2 separate regions of the Homo sapiens genome follow, and region 1 is linked to region 2. The links are chromatin loops, found by intact Hi-C in ENCODE. Cell type or tissue: endothelial cell of umbilical vein. All regions are shown on one strand. Links, peaks and the distances in the headings refer to the core of each region. The heading gives the core; the rest is flanking DNA.

Evidence for each region. Peaks named below come from ENCODE experiments on the same cell type or tissue, not always from the same donor. Only the 100,000 strongest peaks of a DNase experiment are listed, where the experiment ranks them.
Region 1: a loop joins it to region 2, with 10 times the contacts of the local background. A loop is called at or near these places in 71 of 110 quality-filtered maps.

Annotation. Positions count from the first base shown.
Region 1 is chr11:118,593,731-118,596,634 of GRCh38, reverse strand. The region is part of intron 8 of ARCN1 (archain 1 coat protein complex I subunit delta); the gene reads right to left. It also overlaps the pseudogene RNU6-1157P. Among named protein-coding and RNA genes, the nearest start is that of PHLDB1, 12 kb to the left of the region's middle. In endothelial cell of umbilical vein, for the core only: a CTCF peak has its summit at 1,418 (motif pointing left); a DNase peak (open chromatin) is centred at 1,394.
Region 2 is chr11:118,658,185-118,661,088 of GRCh38, reverse strand. TREH (trehalase) reads left to right here. Exons shown (of 15, transcript NM_007180.3): 9 at 174-223; 10 at 356-550; 11 at 1,125-1,342; 12 at 1,608-1,719; 13 at 2,072-2,184; 14 at 2,356-2,409; 15 at 2,648-2,904. The coding sequence ends at 2,800. Among named protein-coding and RNA genes, the nearest start is that of MIR6716, 16 kb to the right of the region's middle. RefSeq lists enhancers at 1,558-2,107, 2,155-2,449, 2,108-2,657. In endothelial cell of umbilical vein, for the core only: a CTCF peak has its summit at 1,437 (motif pointing right); a DNase peak (open chromatin) is centred at 1,478; H3K27ac peaks cover 372 bases.

The DNA of each region.
Region 1 (2,904 bases), core at 123-2,622, 64 kb after region 2:
AATGTTTATATTAGGGATAGGGTAAATAAGGGAGACAAAGTAAACTTTAAGGGTGGCATAAGACTATTAACTCTTCCCTATCAATTTCAGGGTCCTGGTTCTTTTATGTTCCTTCTCTGTGCCCTTGCTCTAATTCTGATTCTGATCTCTTCTAATTTGATCAGTTCTAGACAACGGGAGTAAAATGTTGTGTAAGGGTCTCTTCTGGAGACCATTGCAAAACTGAACTAGAATACAGGAAACCACCACAACCACAATTATAGGGTAGACAGGCCTCAAAATTGTAGCATTCTATAAATAGTCTAGTAAACTAAATCTTGACAAACAAAACTCTACCTGTCACCAACACCCAAGTCCTACAACAGTTCAAGGCAGCCATCTATTGTTCTGAAGCAATAACCATACTGTAGAGGATAAGATGGTTACCCATTAAAGGGGATACTGGTAATAAAGTATATTTTTAAAATTGGAAACAAGAATGACTAAAACCAGACCTGATAATGTAAAGGCTTGAATTATCAAAAAGGGAAGAAAACTATGAATTAAATTAGTACTTTTTTTTTTTTTTGAGACGGAATCTCGCTCTGTCACCCAGGCTGGAGTGCAGTGGCGCGATCTCAGCTCACTGCAAGCTCCGCCTCCCGGCTTCACACCATTCTCCTGCCTCAGCCTCCGGAGTAGCTGGAACTACAGGCGCCCGCCACCAGGCCCAGCTAATTTTTTGTATTTTTAGTAGAGACGGGGTTTCACTGTGTTAGCCAAGATGGTCTCGATCTCCTGACCTCGTGATCCGCCCGCCTCGGCCTCCCAAAGTGCTGGGATTACAGGCGTGAGCCACTGCGCCTGGCAAATTAGTACCATTTTCTCTGCAGCAATAACTGAGCGACATAACAGTAAAGATACACTAAGAATACACTTACTGGTGCTCATAATTAAACATTGTGCTTAATCATGAGGGCTGATGGGTAGGTGAAAGGAGCTAGGATTTACTGTGAAGTAATAACTGCATGCTCACTGTAAATGTTACTAAAAAGATAAGGTAGAGACCATTTCCAGTTGATCCTAGATAGTGGGCCATTTAAGTGTACAACAAAAGCTTATTGGAACTCAACTTCTGGGGTTGACATGACATTTTTGTTATCTTGATTATGGTGGTGGTTTCACAAGTGTAAACATGTCAAGATTATACAATTAAAATATGTGTAGTTTATTGTATATAAATTATGCTCCAAAAGGGCTGTTAGGAAATTTACTGTAACTAATGTAGACATCTTGTTCAACAAGAATCAACAGTTCCCTTGAACACACTCTCATCTTTAGTGAAAGTTTAGAGACTAGCACGTGAAAATGAAACATTCAGCCCGATAGACTCAATTTCTTTGAAACCTGCAAAACAGAAAGTTTGACTGACAAATGGCTCCTCCTTCTGGAAATCTTCATTACTACACAAACAAGCTGAGGACCAACATCTAAAAACAGCTCCAGGCCAGGTGCAGTGGCTCACGCCTGTAATCCCAGCACTTTGGGAAGCCAAGGCAGGTGGATCATTTTGAGGACAGGAGTTTGAGACCAGCCTGGCCAACATAGTGAAACCCCATCTCTATTAAAAATACAAAAATTAACTGGGCGTGGTGGCACACGCCTGTAATCCCAGCTACTTGGGAGACTGAGGCACGAGAATCGCTTGAACCTGGGAGGTGGAGGTTGCAGTAAGCCAAGGTTGCACCACTGCACTGCAGCCTGGCTGACAGAGTGAGACTGTCTCAAAAAAATAAAAATAAAAATAGCCAGGTGCGGTGGCTCACGCCCATAATCCCAGCACTTTGGGAGGCCAAGGCGGGCAGATCATCTAAGGTCAGGAGTTTGAGACCAGCCTGGCCAACATGGTGAAACCCCGTCTCTACTAATAATACAAAAATTATCTGGGCATGATGGCACATGCCTGTAACCCCAGTTACTCGGGAGGCTGAGGCAGGAGAATCACTTGAACCTAGGTGGTGGAGGTTGCAGTGAGCCGAGATCACATCATTGCACTCCAGCCTGGGCAACAAGAGTGAAACTCAGTCTCCAATAAAAATAAAAAATAAATAAATAAATAAAAACAGCTCCAGATCTACAACTGGCTTGTTCAATTTGGTTTTAAAGTCAGTAAAATCCATCCCTTCCAAGTGCTCAATGTATTTCAACAAGTGTATGCAGTAAGCACCACCACAATCAAGTCACAGAGCAATTCTTGGCTGGGTGTGGTGGCTCACGCTTATAATCCCAGCACTTTGGGAGGCCGAGGCGGGCAGATCACTTGAGCTCAGGAGTTTGAGATCAGCCTGCACAACACAGCAAAACTCCGTCCCTACAAATAATACAAAAATTAGCCAAGCGTGGTGGTGTGCGCCTGTAGTCCCAGCTACTCGGGAGGGTGAGGCAGGAGGATAGCCTGGGCCTGGGAGGTGGAGGGTGCAGTGAGCTGAGATCGTGCCAGTGACCTCCAGTGACAGAGTGAGACTCTGTCTCAAAAAAACAATTTCCTTGCTTTACTTATTTATAAATATGAAATGTTTCATAACTTACATGTCAGCCTTGCACAGGGCCCATGCTAATCTTCTCTGTATGGTTCCAATTTTAGTACCTGTGCTGCCAAAGCAAACACAAGTCCTAGAACATTCCTATCATTCCCAAAAGTTCCCTTGTGCCCCTCTGAAGTGAAGTACCTTCTTCTCTACCTCCTCATTTTTATTCAATAGTATTACCTTTTCCAGAAAGACAAAGAAGTGGAATCACATAACATGCAGCCTTTTGTATCTGGCTTCTTTCACAACTAGCTTTTTAAAGAAGTATCTTTGAATGGACAGTCAGGTCAGGTAGGTGCTGACTCCAAAATGAGTTCCAAAAGACCAGTTCTCTAAG
Region 2 (2,904 bases), core at 136-2,635:
GCAGGAGGAGGAGTGACTTAGCCTGGCCTCTCAGATGGTGACACCGAGAGCCCTCTGCAATCCTGGGCTGTGGGGCCCAAGGGCAGCTGGATCAAGATGGCTCAGCCTCTTCTTGACCACAGAGGGGCTTAGTAGCTACTAGTGCCAGGCTGCCCACCTCTCCTCTTTGCCAGGCCTGAGTCCTACAGCAAAGATGTGGAGTTGGCTGACACCTTGCCAGAAGGTGAGCAGCAGGAGGGTGAGGGAGGGCTGGGGGCAGGGCAGCTGCACACCTGCTGTGTCAGGCTCTGGTCTCCTGTCAATGGCTGCCTATCCTGCAGCCGGGACTGGCTGGTTCCCTGCTCTGTCCTCACAGGAGACCGGGAGGCTCTGTGGGCTGAGCTCAAGGCTGGGGCTGAGTCTGGCTGGGACTTCTCTTCACGCTGGCTCATTGGAGGCCCAAACCCCAACTCGCTTAGCGGCATCCGAACAAGCAAACTGGTGCCTGTTGACCTGAATGCCTTCCTATGCCAAGCAGAGGAGCTGATGAGCAACTTCTATTCCAGGCTGGGTGAGCACCCCAGTAGGGAAGGGAAAGCAGGGAGCTTGGTTTCCTGCTCAGGCTTGGCAATAGAACTGGAAGTAGGACCCTTGTGTGACAGGCCTTCAGCAACTTAGCCTGTCGAGCCCCGCCCTAGTGGAAGCCTGCACTCACATTTGCGTACCAGACAAGAGAACAAACGGAGCCAACCCTAATCCTCTCTTCCTCCCTTTCTTACTGTGAGGGTCTCTAGGGTCTGTGAGGGGAACCCTAGTCCACGCATCCAAAATCCTTCCACTCCCTCTCCCTCAGACAGCTGCCCTTGACCCCCTAAGAGCTAGGGGAATCCACCCAGCCAGTACCCTTGGGAGGATAGACCCTGGAGACCCTGGGGACAGATCAGCTCCAGTGGTTCCCTGGGAGCAGTGCGGGGCCATAGGCCAGAAATGTGGTGGGCTCCAGATCGGCACATCCCCTTGGTCATCAGGGTGTCTCAGCCTTTGCAGAGAAACACAAAGCGGGGAGGCTAAAGTAGAACCACGAAAAAAGCCTGGGGCAGCAGGCAGGGCACTGGCTGCTGGCTCTAAAGGCAGCACTGCCCCAGGGAACGACTCCCAGGCCACGAAGTACAGAATCCTGCGGTCGCAGCGCTTGGCCGCCCTGAACACAGTCCTGTGGGATGAGCAGACCGGAGCCTGGTTCGATTACGACCTTGAGAAGAAGAAGAAAAACCGGGAGTTTTACCCATCCAACCTCACTCCACTCTGGGCCGGGTGTTTCTCTGACCCTGGCGTGGCGGACAAGGCTCTGAAATACCTGGAGGTGAGGGCACAGCAGGTGGCTCGGGTCCACTGCAGGCAGCACCGCCCCCTCCCGACCCTGAACAGGACCTGCAGGGGAGGGCGCTTCCTCCGGCTATGCCCCTTGTCCCAGCCTGCGGGTCCCACCAGAGCCACCGGGGGGCAGCTGTGAGCCGAGAAAAGAAGAGCCAGGAAGGGGACGTCTGGCTTCCCGCGGGGTCCAGCGTCCTGTCCTGGCTCCCAGTCCAGCCCCACCCACAGTCATGGGAATGTCTGGGACCTTCTAGGACAACCGGATCCTGACTTACCAGTATGGGATCCCGACCTCTCTCCAGAAGACAGGCCAGCAGTGGGATTTCCCCAATGCCTGGGCCCCCCTGCAGGACCTGGTCATCAGAGGTAGGGAGGCAGGGCTGACACAGCCAAGGACCCTTCCCAGGGTGTAGAGGTGGGCCTCCCTGGTGCTGGGGAGGCATGAACAAAAGACACAAGAGGCCCCGTATCCTTTCTCTCGCTCCTCTGCTCTCCTGGCCTCCACTTGACACTTATGTCCACCCAGCCTGTCCAGTGCAATCAGTCCTGTTCGCCCTTCAAACCAGGGCCGTCGATTAAGGGCAGTTTGGCCTGTGGTCTCAGGAAGGAAGTCTTAGGGCCCAGGCCTCTTTCCCTCCTTGGGGAGAGTAGGGTGCAGCCACTGCTCTGTCTGGGATGGGAGACCTGGAGGTTGAGTCCTGCCTGCAATGGGGTCTAGGCCTGGCCAAGGCACCTTTACGTCGGGCCCAGGAAGTGGCTTTCCAGCTGGCTCAGAATTGGATCCGAACCAATTTTGATGTCTACTCGCAGAAGTCAGCCATGTATGAGAAGGTGAGCTGGCCCAAGCCCTCCCTGCACCCCCAGGCTGTCCCAGTGGCCACTCCTGAGCACTGCAGGGGCTGCTGGGCAGGCAGAGCAGCTTCTCCCCAGGGGCTCTGGTTGTTTGTTGTTCCTGGAGCTGGGGGGCAGTACCTGACATACAGCCCACCCGCTTGTCCCCAGTATGACGTCAGCAACGGTGGACAGCCCGGTGGGGGAGGAGAATATGAAGTTCAGGTGAGCAGGCCAGGGGTGGGCTGGCCAACACCAGGGAACTCCTGAACTCTGCTGCTCATGACCCCCGCCCCAGGCCTCAGTGTGCTCACCTGCATGTGGGCCCGGGGGAGGAGCTGACTGGTGCTTCCTGTACCGCTGGGGTTAGGCAGGGCCAGTGCCCCTGGGGAGAGAGCCCACAGCCCCCACCAAGGGTATGAGGCTTCCCCAGAAACTGGCCCCACTGCCCTGCCTCTCCCAGGAGGGATTTGGCTGGACGAATGGCGTGGTCCTGATGCTGCTGGACCGCTATGGTGACCGGCTGACCTCAGGGGCCAAGCTGGCTTTCCTGGAGCCCCACTGCCTGGCGGCCACCCTTCTGCCCAGCCTCCTGCTCAGCCTCCTGCCATGGTGACAGCCCTCCTCTCCTCACCTGGCCCCAGCTCCTGCCCCATTAAACCTCTGCACCAGTTCCTGCCTTCCCCTGCCTCTTCATGCCCTCCTACCTCCCAGCCTGTC